Linked DNA regions of Mus musculus: region 2 is linked to region 1. A link is a loop called in an ENCODE intact Hi-C map of the cell type or tissue named here. Cell type or tissue: heart. All regions are shown on one strand. Links, peaks and the distances in the headings refer to the core of each region. The heading gives the core; the rest is flanking DNA.

Evidence for each region. A loop is a pair of places that touch in the nucleus more often than their neighbours do. Peaks named below come from ENCODE experiments on the same cell type or tissue, not always from the same donor. Only the 100,000 strongest peaks of a DNase experiment are listed, where the experiment ranks them.
Region 2: a loop joins it to region 1, with 5 times the contacts of the local background. A loop is called at or near these places in 2 of 42 quality-filtered maps.

The regions. Positions count from the first base shown.
Region 1 is chr17:26,881,372-26,889,693 of GRCm38, reverse strand. Gm17382 (predicted gene, 17382) reads left to right here and starts at 3,448. Exons shown (of 3, transcript NR_168075.1): 1 at 3,448-3,727. In heart, for the core only: CTCF peaks have their summits at 3,382 (motif pointing right) and 4,595; DNase peaks (open chromatin) are centred at 1,643, 3,433 and 4,583; H3K4me3 peaks cover 2,547 bases; H3K27ac peaks cover 4,754 bases.
Region 2 is chr17:26,943,068-26,951,389 of GRCm38, reverse strand. Syngap1 (synaptic Ras GTPase activating protein 1 homolog (rat)) reads right to left here. Exons shown (of 19, transcript NM_001281491.2): 2 at 6,636-6,757; 3 at 4,652-4,757. Mir3083 (microRNA 3083) reads left to right here and starts at 3,271; the gene lies at 3,271-3,334. It overlaps Gm51291 (predicted gene, 51291), which reads right to left and starts at 3,330; the gene lies at 3,274-3,330. In heart, for the core only: CTCF peaks have their summits at 1,937, 3,031 and 4,535; DNase peaks (open chromatin) are centred at 289, 2,169, 2,869, 4,639 and 2 weaker places; H3K4me3 peaks cover 3,664 bases; H3K27ac peaks cover 4,122 bases.

The DNA of each region.
Region 1 (8,322 bases), core at 92-8,091:
TACTCTACACAGTGAGTTCTAGGACACTCAAGACTGCACAGAGAAACCCTGTCTTAAAACAATAACAAATAAACAAAATAAAAAACAAACAGACAGAAAAACAGAAAGGAGAGGACCCCTATTCCATGTAGCAAATATCCATGTCTCAGCTACTTCTCCACTTCCATATTCCTATCTCACACTCCAGGTGTCTCCTGACTCCTTGATGTTCCTTCAGAGGGAGAACAGCCACGTGGTGCATCAGCCACTGCCAGGCGACCTTCTATAGTACAGGATTCCTAGGTTCAAAACCAGGAGAACCTCCATCTTGATAGCCCCATCAATAAAACGGTGAAAATTCAGCTGAGTCATTACTCTTCCTCCCAAAGGGGAGTTCATGGTGTGTTCTAATGGGACAAGAGTCTGATGTACCCACACCTACCTCCTGGACTTCCTTCATTGAACACAGAGGGTCTGTTCTTGACATTAGCTGGGCCTTGTGGCATAGGTTTATAATCACGGGTACATGGGAGGCTAAGACAGGAGTATCTCAAGTTCAAGGCCAGCCTGGGCAACTTAGTAATGACTCTGTCTCAAAACACTAAAAGTAACAAGACAGAAAGGGCATCTAGTTCAGGGGCAGGAAGTGTGCCTAGCATGCGTAGGGCCTAGGTCCAGTCCTCCTCACTAGGGTAATAAATAAATAAACAAACATTGATCCCCTTTTCTCCCTCACCCCTTCGACCTCCTTTTCTGCCACAGCTTCTTGAGCGTCCCTGCACCTAGACCTGGGAGACTAATTTTCACCCATTTCTAGGGGAAGGAGTACTGAGTTGAAGTGTGAACCATTGGGTTTTGTTTTCTGAGTTTGTTTTTTTACCTAATACAAGTAAACAGTGTGGGGGTGTCAGGTAATGGCTCCCACCTGGCACATGTGGGTTAGGGATGCTGGTGGGTAGAGCCTCTGTGCAGCCTGCCTGGGACCCTAAGAAAGCCCTACTCTTCTCACTCCACGTGGCTTCCCTGCTACCCTAGGCCCAGATATCAAATGTCTCCCTCTGCACAGCCATTTTTCCTGTAGCTACCCTCCTTTGCATCAAGGCTGCCTAGCCCTTCCCTGCAATGTGCCCATCCCTCTGTCTGCTGGGGGCTTTGCCCCTGCCTTCTTACTCAGTCACAGAGCAGCAGCTACTCCCTGGTTCGCAGAGCAGTCCACTCCCCATGCCTCTACTTCCCCCAAGGGCCCCTATGAAGGTAGATTCCCAGCCTGCCTAGATGTAGATGCTGTCACCTTCCTCGTGACAACTTGTTGGAACACAGATCTATCTGCAATAACGGCTTGAGCTCTTAATTTCTTCTTATTTGTAAAATCAAACTGTTTTGATTTTTAAAGAGTTGCTTTAAGGGGGCTGGAGGCACGACTCTGGTTGAAAGCACTCACTACTCTTGCAGAGGAGCCCAGTTTGGTTCCCGTCCATGTGGCAGTCCTCCAAGGGGCCCAGGAATGTGCATGGTACCCAGAATGCATACAGCACATGAGTCACACACATGCAATTAAATCAAATGAAATACTAAAGTATTTCAGAGAGTATTTACAAAGAAAAGCCAGTAAGCCTCCAGCAGACAGCCCAGGGCAGGAAGCATGCCTCTGTCCCTATCAAGTCCCCAGGGATCGTCTTACTCAATGGACTGGAGAGCTGGGGGAGCCTGGGCTGAGGCTCAGGTTCCCTTCTAAAGAGAGGAAATCCTGACAGTCACTCCTGACAAAGAGGGGCCACTTAAGTCTTGTCTTGGAAAAGCAAGAGCTCAGGCCAGCCTGAAAGACTCAGGAAGAGCGAGGTAGCTCTTGCCTGGAGTTAAACCTTCAAGAAGCATATGAGAGAAGTCAGGGATGTCCTGGGTGAGTTATTTACCCTCTTTGACCCTCAGACTCTTCCTCAAACACATGTGCAATGGCCCCACCTCACAGGCACATGAAGAAGAGGACGCTTCATAATCACTGGCAAGCAGAAGGTGCCTGCTTGCTTCAGTTAGAATCTTGTTTGTTTGTTTGTTTGCTTTTGGAGACAGGATTTCTCTGTGTAGCCCTGGCTGTCCTGGAACTCACTCTGTAGACCAGGTTGCCTCGAACTCAGAAATCTGCCTGCCTCTGCCTCCCGAGTGCTGGGATTAAAGGCGTGCGCCACCACGCCCCGCTCAGTCAGAATCTTGAATTCCGCCTCTGCAGTCGGCTGTGGTGACCCCTGTATTATTTTCATTGCTGCTTCATAACTGTAATTTTTCTACTGGTATGAATCATACTATGTAAGCATCTGATGTGCAGATGGCCTTAAGTGATCCCTGGGAAAGGGTGGCTCGACTCCAAGGAGGTCTCGACCCACAGGTTGAGAATAGCTGATAAAGTCATTTCTGTCTGGTTTCACAGAGGACTCCTGGATAATATCATTTAAAAAACTTACAAATCAGGTCTCTTGATGTTTTTCAGCCTCCAACAGGAATGGGGCCCACCTGCTGTGGGGGGTTCCATGGCTGACAATCATCATTGCTGAGGTATCCCTTCTCCAGGCACCTCCTCTTCTGTTTTGCAGTCCCATCTCTTGAGAATCAGGCTAATGATGCCAGACCAAGCCCTCAGCCCTCCCTTCACACTGCGTTAGCCTTCGGCCTACACACAATGGCTCTGCTCGTATGTGCCTTACAATCACACAACAGTGTGTGCCCCAGCTGCATGAACCTGCATCCCGCCTTCCTCACAAAAGCAGATACTTCCATAAGATGACAAATGCTGTTCACAGAGCATCCCGTACTCGAGGGATTTCATGGACATTATTTTGCTTTCTCGTCTGACATCTAACTTAGCTTTTGTTACCTGCAGTTTAAATTTGTGGAAAGTGAACGTCAAACGTATCCAAAGTGACAGAACTCAGCACTCAGTATGTTGATAATCAGGGAAGAATTGTAAATGACTGAAGAAGGACCCATGGGTAGTTGAATAGATATATAGATAAGTGGATGGGTGAGTTAGTTAGGTGGGTAGATGAAGGGAAGGTAATAGATGCTAGCATTCAGCTTAGCTAATCACGCGGCAAAGCTAAGTGCGCCTGCCCTTGCTGGTTCAATTCAAGCATAAGGAATCCCCTGTCTCTTAGCACTGTGCGGGACACCCAGCAGGTACCTGGCATTATCTGAGTTCCCCAACTTAGGAGTACCTGACAAGCATCCTTGCTCCAACTAATTTTCACAGCTGCCTCACTGAGGCAAGATTTGGCCCCTGGGTGAGCATGAGAGATGAAGAACGAAGATTCTGTCCTTTTCGGGCACCAAGAGCAGGCTGTTGAGCTGCCGCGGGAGGGAATGGGTGAGATCCTGGAGGGCTGGGACTCTCGAGGCGTTCCCCTGACTGGCCACGAGAGGGCAGCAGTCCGCAGCCCCAGCGCCGCAGCTAGACCGCAGGGCCAGCAACTGGTTCTCTAGCAGTGCTGCTTAGGACCCACGTGCTCAGCGTGGAACTCACGTGTCGGCGAATGCGGAAGAAAATCGGGAAAACCGATGTGGCATGCTCTTCCCAGGCAACTGTGCTGGGACAGGGTCCCGCAAACGTCGCGGGAGAAAAACCGAAGACATGAGGTGCTCCCAGTGCGGTCCAACAGGCGTATTTTAAATATATGTCCCCAGGTCCATGACTGAAGAAAATTCTGGAAGGACTCCCAGGAAGTTATTTCTTTTTTCTGCTTGCTGTGATATTGAGGTAACTGTTTTGCCATTTAAATGCATTCTATCATTTGTTACTGATAATGATGACGGCGGCGGCGGCAAAGTGATGATATCTGGGATGTAAGAATATGGAAATTTTATTTGCTTGCCTTTCCTTTGCTTACTTTCTGAGTTTTTTAAGCACACGTTGCTACCAAGAGGATAGTTCGGTACTGGGGTGGGAGACACAACTGAGCCACAGGACAGCTGGCACCTTGTGATTGCTTAATATTGCCCTTGAGGTACCAGGATGCATGGGGCCCTGGCCGCCTTGGTACCTACCTGGTGCCAGTCTGTTGGAGCCTCAGTAGGGTCAAGGGGCAGAGCTCTGGGAACAGTAGCAGGGTTCTCGGGTCACAAAGGATGTTCCAATCATCTTGGGCTCTGCTCCTCATTTTTCTGACAGTCTTGTTGGAGATGGCCCTGACATAGCAAACAGGACAAGGTTAGAAAGCACCAAAGCTCCATTCAAACCATCTGCATCTGATACTAGGGTGACCTTGGGCCAGTGACTGGGTATCTCTGGGCCTTAGGTTTTCCGTTTATTAGACAGCAGTTGCAATATCTTTGCTATGAAAGTTAGCACTGATGCCTTTAAGCCATCCAGCAAAAGACAGCCACGTGGTGGGTATTACACACCCCCACCCGGCTTCCCTGTCCACAGAACGAAATAAACTAGATATATGAGTAGAATTTTTAAAAACGAAACTAAAGCGAGACCAGCAGCAGCTTGGGGACTGCTGCCTAGCTTTCCCAGACCCATCTCCAAACCGATAGGGACAGCGGTCTTCTCCTCATCGCCACGCCCTCCCCGTGGCACAGGCCCCGCCTCCCAGCCCTGCAGTTCCTACGCGCTCTCAAAGGTCGGCGACATTGTGCTTTGGACGACAACCTATCTTTTTGGCTTTCCCAGCCTTGACTGTCAAATCCTAGATAAACTGAGCCAGCCTGCTCCTGACACTCACAGAGCAACTCCAGAGAAAGGAAAAGCTCGCGCCGTCTCCCTCATTGCAAAACAAAGATGGGGAATTCTCTGAGCCCAAGAATGCTGTTGGCTGGGAACAGGCAGGCTCTTGGAAATAAACTAGTAAATTGCCAAACATTAAGGCAGAGACTGCCTGAGGGAGCCGTCGGCCTGCGAGGGAAGTTGAAAGGCCACAAGGGACTGGAGAGATAGCTCACTGGGCAGGGTGCTCACAGTATGCAAGGGGCCCTGGGTTTGTTTCCAGCACCAAGTGAACGGGGTCTAGTGGCATTCAGGAGGGGCAGTCAGAAAGCTCAGAACAAGATCTCATCCTTAGCATCACAGTAAGATGGAGGCCACCCTGGGCTACAGGAGACCCTGTCTCTAAAATTAAAAAAAAAAAAATAAGTGACACAGGTAGGCAAGTCAAACGTGCTTACTGGAGTATGTAACGCTATAATGATAAAGAGCTGTAGCACACTGAGGAAAGCGGCTGGAAAAACTCGGAAAGTGTGTCTATCTAGAGAATACACACTCCCCAAGAGGAAGGCTTACTGGGATAAGTAGGCTAGGTAGCAATAAAAGCTGAATTGCTGGCCAGTCAGTGCTGCCGCATACCCTTAACCCCTTAGGAGACAGAGGTGGGCAGATCTCTGTGAGTTCCATGGTCTACAGAGCTAGTTCTAGGACAGCCAGGGCTATACATCGAGGCCCTGTCTTGAAAAACAAAACAAACTGCTAAGGGAAATAGCAGGGGCATTTCCTCTCTAGATTCTGCTTTAAGCTCACAGCATCCTTTCGCTGTCTGGAGGAAATGTAGGGTTGCCCATAATGCCACTACAACGCCCGCTGTGCTGGCAAGGGTGTCCCCTGTGTGTGAAGAAGACAATCCTGTGGGTCAGCATTCATCAAATGGTCTCCAGAGGCTCCCAGGGGATGGTAACTGGGAAAAAGACTATAGAAATTTTGCATTTCAAAGGGAGGGAAAAGAAGAGGGGAAAGTGGAGAGAGAGAGATTGAGAGAGAGAAAGAGCGCTCCTGAGCTCCGAAGTCTCAGGTCTTCACTTGTACAGCCTTCAGTCCCCTGATCCTTGTGTCCTATGGTAAATATTTGCTCTGTGTTAGGCAGTCTGGTTAATTAGGTACTGAGCATAGCCCAGGACACACAGTGTCACAGGACACACAGTGTCACAGGACACACAGTGTCACAGGACACACAGTGTCACCCGGTGGACTTGCCTAATGCCTAGAAGGTGGCGCCTTTCACCTTTCAAGCATGAACCCCAAGGCTACAGAGAGCGGTTTTTAGAAGTCACGTGGTTTCTCAGTACTAAGGCTGACACTGACACCCAAGCAAACACAACTTAATCCAACATCCCTAAAACTCCCAGCCACAGCTTAAACTGCAAATGGCACCCGGGCTGCACCAGGTGGCTTGTTCTTTCATGAAGACATTCATTATTAGAAATGGCTTCCCAAAATGTTTGGCTAAGTCCAGCTGCTGTGACACACATCCTCCTCAGGCTCTATTTCCGCCCTTGGCCTCCTTTCCTGCTAACATCCCCAAGGCGTTCCATCCTCCCTTTCCTGGCCCCTGTGTCTCTATACCACTCAGCATATCCCAAGAGTCCAGAGAGGACACAGGCACCCAGCTGGGTCAGGCCACTTCCCTGACTTGGTTGGACCTCTATCATCTTACGGTGACAGAACATGGGACAGGAAGAAAAGATATAAAAGTGTATGTTGAAAACCAATTGTGGTGGTATAGCCTGGAGTCCCATAGCACACGAGACTAGAGGCAGGAGGACGCCAAGTTCAAGATCACCTTGGGCCTTATAGCATAATCCTTCTCAAACAAACAAGTTGAGTTTGTAACCTTTTGTAATGTGATGAACTGGTGACATTTCATATATCTCTCCCCTAGATTCATTAGCCTAGCCTTTCCTATGTCTGGTCCTGGTTTCTGTCCTCAGGGTTCCTGGGCCAAACAGACTTTTTCCCAGTACATTCTGGAACTAAGAATTACCCAGAAAACAAGTCTGAGTCACTACACTCCCATGTGAGCCTGTCTTGAAGCCTTAGCCCAGTACCATGGCTTCCCATACCAGTGGTTATCACAGAATAGTGTCCATGACTCAGACAAAGCCAGGCATTGGGACAATGGCCCAAAGATTTACAATCCATCTCTCACGGGCCCTAGGGAACCAGCTCCATGCCAGAGATTATTAAAAATGTGAGGTCACCTTTCTCTCTGAACTTAGTGGTCTGGGACCATGTGGGGAGGTCTCTGGAGAACTCAGCCCTCTTCCAAGTCTGAGCTAAGTGCCCCCACCCCCACCCTGTCAGCTCCCTATTCCCCAGGTCTCAATCTCAGGCAACCTTTTGTGCCAGAGGTCCCAGGTCTGCACATCAAACCAATATCTGCATATTCACAAGCGGGGACCAAGGACATTGGGGAAATTGGGTCTGCACTAAGTATGTACAAGGCTGAACAACACAAAGCAACAAGTATTTACCCAGACTTTCCAAGCAACACAGAGATGGCGTAGAATGCAGTGGAGAGTGTGTGGATTGTTTGAAAACCTTCCATTTTATGCCATGGGTATGAATATCTGCTGGAAAAAGTTTAAATCACAATTTATAACACCAGGTTTCCTCCATTGAAGACCATGAGCCTTTGCAGATAAGACCTGATTGGTGAGGTGGATCAATAGGAACTAACCCCTGAGGGGCAGACCTACTTCTGGTTCCCACCCAGGCTCTCTGCCTCCTGCCTGCCATCATGAGAAAAGGAGTCACCGAAAAGTCCCTGCTATGGGTGCCCAGTGTCATTCCTCCTTCCTGTGATAAACCAAGATGTCTCTCCACCAAAAGCCCACATGAGCCTTTGCCCCTGAAGTTCTTTCTGTCAGGAACATTGTCCCAGAGTAACTAATAAGGAACCAGAGGGCTGTTCCAGAACAGTCCCTCCCTCCCTCCCTCCTTCCCTCTTTCCCTCCCTCTCTCCCACAAGCCAGTGGAGAACAGTGCCCAGGACTAGCTTCAGTAGTAACGAGTGAAGTTTAACTAATGGGTAAGATCCCTAGAGTGGGTGCCTTTATACCACAGGATCCCCCAGTGCATAACGCAGCACCCAGACAAGGTAGCAGGGGAATATTTGCTGAGCAAACGCCTTTGGGATGCACATGTGCCATGTGCACGCCTCACCACGATCTTTAGGCGTGTATAACTGCTTTCTATAGGCTTCACGGCCAGCTAAGAGATTGCCTTGTGGCTCAGAAGATGCCTTCAGTTTTGGACTTCTCAACAGTGTGAGACTGTCAAAGATTCCAAGAACTTTTAGAGACAAACTAAATGCATATGCATTTTGAGATGAAAACAAGACTCTCAGAACCGAAAGTGGCAGAAGATCATGACATGAAGTGATGTTTAAGTGTGGAGGGGTAGGGTTATCATGGCTAATATTGACCATGGATTTGATTTTTCTTTTTCAAGACAGGGTTTCTCTGTGTAGTCCTGGCTGTCCTGGAACTCACTTTGTAGACCAGGCTGGCCTCGAACTCAGAAATCTGCCTGCCTCTGCCTCCTGAGTGCTGGGATTAAAGGCATGTGCCACCAGACTGGAT
Region 2 (8,322 bases), core at 265-8,264, 62 kb before region 1:
GCAAGTCTGGATCCCGAGACGAGAACCCTCTCAGTCTCCCAGGAATCGTGTGTAGAGCACAAAAATACAGCAACCATGTATATCACAGCCGCATTAGGAGAAATAATAGGAAAGTATGTGCTTCGGGGAGACGTACAGACAGCCTTGAGCATGGGGACCCCCACATGCCTAGACATTTGTGAGCACTGCCATGGGGTAGACACACTTGAACTCAGACAGCCACATGAGAACTGCTGGAGTGGACTCTGCGGCCATCATGTGGGCAGTACCCTACATAAATGGACATGTAAACCCTGAGACCCATGCTTAAGTAGGCTGTAGCCCCCTGGGTCGCCCCTGCACCGTGTACACATACATCCTGACCATGGTCAGATAAAGCACAAACACTCATCCTTCACATTAACAGTACAAACACATTCATTGACTCGGGACAGCTCCCTCCTCTCAACACCCCCCCCCCCAGCTTTCTTCTAGCTTTTCCATGACTCTAATCACCAGCATCTGTGATGGCTACCAGGAAAACAGAACAAATAAAACAAAAAAATGAGGAGCAAATGTGTTAGTGAGCCTTGTGTCACCCAGAGCCCCGCATGGCTCCCTCCTCATCCACTCTTCTGCATCTCTCAGGTATGGCTGCCTTACTCTCACTCCAGGGAACCTGGGTCAGCCATTATTTTCACACACATGCATCTCTAATAAAGGCATAGAGGCCTTAAGTTTAAATCCACTAAAACCTTCTTTTGGAACTACAAGCATTTGCAGAGGGGGCAAAATCAGCTAATTGCTTTGTACAGTTCCTGGAGGAAAGACACACCATATCAGGACCTCAAAAATAAGTCATAGGTGCATGGAGGCCACACACATGTTCCCAAGGACTCTGACACAAGAACGAGGCAAAAAGCACAGGAGAGGGCAGACTGACAGGAACATGGGGTGTCCTGTCATTAGTGCTGCCTGCGGTGACATAGACAGAGAAAAGCACACAGCCATGTACACACAGCAAACCTGAAAAGCACACACTGCCATGCTGGGTCTCTATGTCCCATCCCTGCATGATAGATACACTCAAGCACACACACAACAGCCACCTACACAGACCCGTAACATAGGCATTGTGCATACACCCACACAGTACACACCCTGCACACACACACACACACACACACACACACACACACACACACACACAGAGCAAGGGCTTGGACTCCGCCTCTCCAATGTCTCTAATCTTGACATCACCCACAAACATTTCTCCTACCCTCCAATCCCCCAAATCCCTACCCTACGTGTAGCCTTTCTTCTCCATATCCAGCTGACAGCTCTCAAAGGGAGCCAGGGAGAGAGGGTGCCAGAGGAAGATGAGGAGCTGGGCTAGAGAGGGAGCAGAGAACCTGGGGGGAGGGCACGCTCTGCAGTCTCCGTGGTGACAGGCCTCACTGGGAAGCAGCCTCTGTGACTGGATAGCCTCCTACAGACGGGGCAGCCTAGGCCCTCCTGCATCCACTTCTCTCCACCCTCTCAGAATGCTCCACAGAGAGGCCTGGCTCTTCAGCTACCTCCCAACTTCCCTGTCCTCTGCCCTCTTTTCTCTAAGTCCAGCTCAGTGCTCTTAGATTCCCATTCTCCAGACATTCTCTCTCCCTTGCTCTTTGCTCTCCTCCTCTTGGTGACTCTCATCCTTACTTCCCTCTACCCCTTCACTTCTTTCCCTTCAAGCTTTTCTGTCCCCATCTAGGGGCCAGGCAGAGAGGCTCATATCTGCCTAGTCCAAAGGTGTTTCATGCAGTCAGACTGTAAGGAACCATTCACACACTTTGTCCTCACCACCGGAACACTGGCATACCACCACCCACATCCAGACACGCCCTGGACACCCATGCTGGGACTGACACAGATTCTCAGGCCAGTGTTGGAACACACATGCAAAGACACACACCTGCCACCAGGGACACTGAAAATTCTCATTTGGCCAGCCACACATTCCTACACATCAACCTCAACCGGGGACATGCACACTCAGGGTCAGAGGTGACATGAATTAGTATGTCCACAGACTGCCCCATAAACCGGTGGCTGGCCCCACAGGCCCTCAGGCTGTTAACTGGCAGAGGCGGGGCAAGACAGGACATACCTGCACAGTGCTGGCTACACGTGTGCAAGAGGATTTGGGCCCCATGTGCACATGCACCGACACACAGGGGCACAACCACGGTCAAGATCACATACGCAAACACCAGGGCTGGCCCTCCAGTAGGGCTCCAAGACCCCCTCACACCAGCCGCCCCCACGCGCGGTCACAAGCAGGAAGCTGCCCAGACCCCCTCCCTCCCGACCTCTACTGCCCCCCCCCCCCGCTCCGGTTACCATAACTCCCCCCACTCGGAAGATGCAGCGAGAACATGCGGAGGGAGCAGCTGCCGCCGCCGCCGCCGCCACCGCGGCCTCCCCAGGCCCCTCCCGTACCCACGCACACGCGCGCCCCCGCCCCACGCGCGCAGCCCCCCACGCGCGCGCTTCGTCCGCCCGGCCCCGCCCTTACCTCGCACCGCCCCCCGGGGGGTCGAGGGTGTCCCCCGATGGGGGAGGGGCCCGCTCTGCGCGGGGGAGGGGCGGGTGCGGAGGGAGAGGGGGCGGCGGCCCGGCTCGCGCCGCCCGACGCGGTGGGGCGGTGGCGGGGCCCGGGACGGCCTGGACGGCCGCGCGGTGACAGCCGCGGGAACGGCTCCCTCCGCCGCCGCTCCCGCCGCTGCCGCCGTTGCCCGGGCCCCGCCGCCGTTGCTAGGCGACCGCTGCTGCCGTGGCCGCCTCTGTCACGAGCCCCGTCGCCCGGAGACAGCGCGAGAGAGACGGGGGAGGGGGACAGAGGGACCCCCAAAACCAACTAGGCCTCCCATCATCGCCTCGTGAACAGGACCCCCACCCCCAAAAAGAGAGAGAAAGAGAGAGCTAGAAACCCTTGAAGGGAGTGAGGGTTTGCAGCTCCACCCAGCAGAGGAGGAGCCCTAGATTCCAATGCCCTCAAAGGTCCGGCGACCTCTCCCGGGCTGGAGCGTCCACAGCCTCAGCAAACACCTTTGCAAAGTGGAGCCCCCCCCCCCAATCCCAAAACCCTTTATGTCCCCTGCACATCCTCCATGCCCTTTACACATTCTATTTTCCTCAGAAGATTCCAAACACTCACCACCTACTAACTTCTAATAAACCCTGCCTATATATATATATATATATATATATATATATATATATATATATATATATATATATATATAAAGTAAAGGCTGGGAATATTTCAGAGATATATATGTATATCTCCGAAACATTCCCAGCCTTTACTAAGCCCCAATACAGTCAGTAACCTTTACAGGCCACCTTAACTTCACCCTAAACACAGGAGACCCACACCAAAGGCCTCAGCACTCTGAGGACTCTAAGGAAACAGAACTGTGTGGGCAGAGCGGCCAACTGCCAACAGCAGGACACATGACAAACACGCTCTGTGAGCATGTTACCATTCCAGTGCACACAGGTACACACTGCACAAACAAAAAACATGCCTGACATGGACTCGACAGACAGACATCACCCATTCTCTATACACTCTTCACCACAGCGGCCTCCTGGTTAGCCTCAGCGTGCTACCTACACCCTCATGTCAGTTTCCATGACAGTGACATACATCCCTGACCACCAGCCTGGGGTGCCAAAGCTGGCCCCCAAGGGCAGTGAGGCCTAGGCCTATCAGCAGGCAGCTGGCTGGATAACAGGGGCTTCTGGTTCTCTAAGGAAGCCTGTAACCCTGGGGAGGAAGAAATGGTGGGATAAAGGGGTCTCATGGGGTTGGGTGGGCGTCATGGAAGAGAAATGCTGAGGAACTGGGCAGTGGCAGGGGGCTTCCGGGGACTGAGGGCGTCTCTCTGCACCTTGGCTGCAGATCCCTGTTCTCTGCCTTCATCTCCCCTCACTGTTCCCATGGAAACCTTTTAAGCGAACTTCTCAGAGGAAGACAAAAATCTTTTTTTAAATGACTAAAGAGGGGGGTGGGGGGCAGAAGGGAGGAGGAAGGGGAAGAGACAGATGGAGAGAGGGAGAGAGTTGGAGAGACAGTGAGGAGATGGGGGTCTGACGGAGTTCCCAGAGCAGAGGGGAGGAACACGGGGATCAAGGGGAAATGGAAAATGAGAATGGGGAAAATCAAGAAAATAGGGAGTGATACGACTGCAGAAAACGGAATCAATTGAGGGGGAAAGATGAAGGAAAGGCCACAGGCCTGAAGATCTGGAAAAAGATGGGAGCTTGCGAGCGGGACTCGGGTCTGGGGGAGGGCAGGGAATAGGTCATTCCAAGTTCTCAGAAGGAGGATGCGAGGGCCTGGGCCAGGAGCACAGACAGGAGACTAAAGATCTAAGCAGATTATTTTTACAAGCACCAGGGAAACAGTCAAACTTCACTGCTGGAGAGGAAAGGGGAGCAAAGCTAAGCAGTGTATGGACGCGCGGGGGCCGCTCACCAACAGCCCCGGTACCCCGCGCAGCCCGGCAGCCCGGACGAGGGCGCCCTGTCCTCGGGATCGGGATCGGGATCACGGCTGCTCTCCGCCCCCGCCCGCGCTCCCCGAGACTGTCCGGGGCACGAGCCTGCTCGGCCGCCGTACCATGCTCGCCGTGGGGCCGCCCCTCCACTGGCACAGAGACGGTGCGTCTCAGCAGTTTGTTTCGGCTGGACTCGCTCCTCCGGTCGCGGATCAGAAGGGGGTGTATCTAGGGGATTGGGGAGTGTGTCAGACCTCACGGGCCTGCGCCATCCCTCCTTTCCCCTTTCATGGAAGGCCGGCCCCTTGCCAGCCCACCTGCCCCTTCCACCCCTGCCCATTTCCCTTGGCCCTGGTGAGGGGACTTCTCGTTTCCCTGCTCTCCCTCCATTTCTCTTCAAACAGTTTAGAGAATTCTCCCAAACCCCACTAGCGCTTCCAGCAAATCCACAGGAGTTAGCTACCTCCTGAGTCTGGTTTCCCTGTGACCTTCAGTTCGTCCATTTTCCCCCGCTTCCCTCCCAACCTCCTACCTTCCTCGCCCCCTTCTCTCTCTCAAGCTTGTCACAGCTGCATTTATAATCAGTTCCACAGCTTGTCTCCCTCCCACAGCCCGGCTTGCGGCCAGACTGGGACCCAACCTCCCCTCCCCCAAAAAGGCCTGGTCACCTCCCCCCACCCCCCTTTGCATCTTCTTCCTTTACCCTCTTCCCCTCAGCTCTACCTTTCCCTAGGCCTCACCTCAGCTCCCCCTGGGAGTCGTCATCCTAACCTCCACCCCTACCAGAAGCTAGACTCCCACGAGGCCCCAGCCCCACCATCCGCCCAATTCTAGCTCCCAAGGGCCTTCATTCTTCCAGCTCCATCTTCGCCTTCCCACTCCCACCTTCCTACCAGACAGGCTATTCCTGTTGGCCTCGGGTGGCTAGTGGGTCCCCTGTCTCCATGTCTGATTCCTTCCTTCTCACTGCTGCACTTCCCACTCCTATCGGCTCTTTTTCCCAGACCACCCAATGGACTTCAAATCCTTAGTCAAGGCTGATGACCAATAGCAAATCACTCAAAGGCCTTCCAGTATTCCAAACTTAGGTCCACCAGGCCACCTCTCCTGCGGCCAATTACCATGCTCCCTGTCAGACACTTGTAGTTCATGATCTGGACATTCTCTGTCCACATTTTCACCTGACTTCAAGGCTCCTCTACACCCTGGTTAGCCCCAAATCCAGCCCAGCCCCCACAGTGTTTAGGCACAACTCTCATTGCCTCTACTGGGGCACCCTACACTCTCTGAAGATGGCTCCCCAAATCACAAATGGGGGCCTCACCCTTCAGAATTGGGCCCATTCCTACTATGGAACCAACACCCTTTAGACTCTTAGACCTCACATGACCACTAACCATCTCCTTCCAGACGCCCTGCCCTGGCCATTCCACCTCCTCACTCTGGCTAGTCCAAGTCCTGCTCCTGTGCACAGGTCCCCACACTACAGTTGTCTACCTCTTCCTTCCATGTCCTCTCCTGAAACCCAACCTTCCCTGTAGAGGCAGAAGGAAACCTAGTCTGAAGCTCACACCATTTTTGTTTCCATTCATGCCAAAATCCAGTGACCCCTGTGGTCTGTCAGTCCCTCCAGCCGCTCCCACTTCTCCTGACTTTCCTCAGGATCGCCTAGTCTTAGCCTGCACTGTGCCCTGTGATGAAGAGCTAGGAGAGGCGGGGAGGAGAAAGCTGAGGACCCCTTTGGAGGAAGGAAGGCCCCCCTTCCTCACTTGCTTTAAGCTCTTCACTTTCCTTCCCCCATAATATGGATAGGGTGAAATCAGTAGGCACCCTCACGACTTCAGAACCATAGCTCCTCCGCAGCACTTCCAATGGCCTCAAAGACCTTCTAGTGGAAGTCAAAGAAAGGTTGTCTATCTTCTTAACACCTTGGCTGTGTACAACAACCCCAATGGCCGCCCTCCTCCCACCTCCTGTCTCTTTTCCTTCCTGTTCTTAGGGCTCTCTCTCTCTCTCTCTCCCGCTCACTGAAGAGGACTCTCCCCATCGTCCTCTCTCCGTGGTCAGTCTTCTCCGCTTGCCCCACCTCCTCCTCACCCCGCTCACCTCATCCTCATCCAGCATGAGCAGCTGGTTCCCCGAGATGATGCAGAACCGAGGGTTCCAGCCAGGACGATCGTACGGGGAATGAACGTATTGGGTTCGGTGCATAGGGGGTCCCCGTACATCTGGGGGACAGAGACACACAGACAGTGAGGGAGGGTCTATACGCTGGGTGTAGAAACCTAAAGTGGGAAGGAGAGTCTGCAGAGAGGGAAAAGGGGCACCACCCGCCTGGAGAGGTCTTGGGTCGGGGGATGGTCCTTCATGCTGAGTGGCATCATGGGAGGTTCCAGGAAGGGGATGAGCGTGGCTTCAAAGATGAGAATTAGTCACATGACAGAGAGGGACTTTACTAGGGGCAGTAGAAGGGGGAAAACTCGGCCTGTTCACTAGTGTTGAGGGGTAGAGATTTATGAAACTGGCAAAAGACACAGAGAGGAAGGGCATTAATAAGCTGCTTACAATGGATGCGGCCTCACATATTTAGGAGAATATGAGGTACCCAGCTGTGGAAAAGAAGATGGTGCACTGAAGCATATTTGAGTCATGAGATTCTGAGAACTAAACAATTAAGAAGAAAGAAAGGAATGGGGGGGGGTCTTATATGTTCAGAGAGGCGTGAGGCCTCCCCTCTCTTCTTCCCTTAATTCCCTACTCCTACCCTGGCCACCCTTTTGGAGACGTTACCAAGGGGAAGGTAGCTCGTCTTTGCATCTGGCTGTGCAGGGATCAGGGATCTGCTCCGATGACCAAAGACTGGTCTGGCCTCTCTGTCCACAGCAGGCTCCGGAGTCAGCCCTCCTCTTCCCACCCAATCTTCATAGATAGGGAGGAGCCAACTCTACAAGCTGACAGCCGCACCTGGCTGTCACTGGGCACATTGAGGAACTTAGAAAGAGTGGAGGAAAGAGTGGAACAGCCACACCTCATGTCAGAGGAACTTCCCAAGATGAAATCTGACAATAAACAAATTTCCAGAAAAAAAAAAATGGGATCAACAGTTATGCACACTCAGGTGCTCCATCTTTGCTGTCTCGATAGCATCGTTGCCACATACCATTTATGGGGACACAGTGAAGGAAAGGCCTTCAGGGAGTCAGAAGAGTTAGATTGGTGATATTGGAGTGATAAAACTAGGCTTAAGGGATCAACTGGAGGATGTTCACAGGAAGAAAAGTCCAGGGCTATCACCTGTGCAGGGTAATTAACTTGGGCATGTTTCAGGAGAACTGGCCTTTGAGCTTCATTCCAGGCCCTAGAGTAACTTTAGGAAACTCCATCCCCTTACTGATGATGGCCACCATTCTCAAATTTACCCAAATTGCAGGTCAGACAGAAAGATAAACACCTGGGAATTGTGCCTAGACCTCACAATGCTTTCAAAATTTCACTGTCTCGATGCTTTCTTGGAAACTCTACTCATATTTTCTAAATATCAAAGGTCACTGACAGGGTTGGTCATTATAGCTCAGTGGTCGGGGAAAAAAACCAAAACAATAATGACAACAAAAAACTCAAAAACCAACAACAACAAAAAAAACCCCACTAGGATTCAAAGCCCCAGCACAACAATAGCAACAACAACCTTCCATAACTTAGATCACAAACACTTGAGGCCTAGTACATCTCAACGCATGGTGTATCCAGGGGAAAAATCTGTTAATACATATAACCAAAACACAACAGAGGA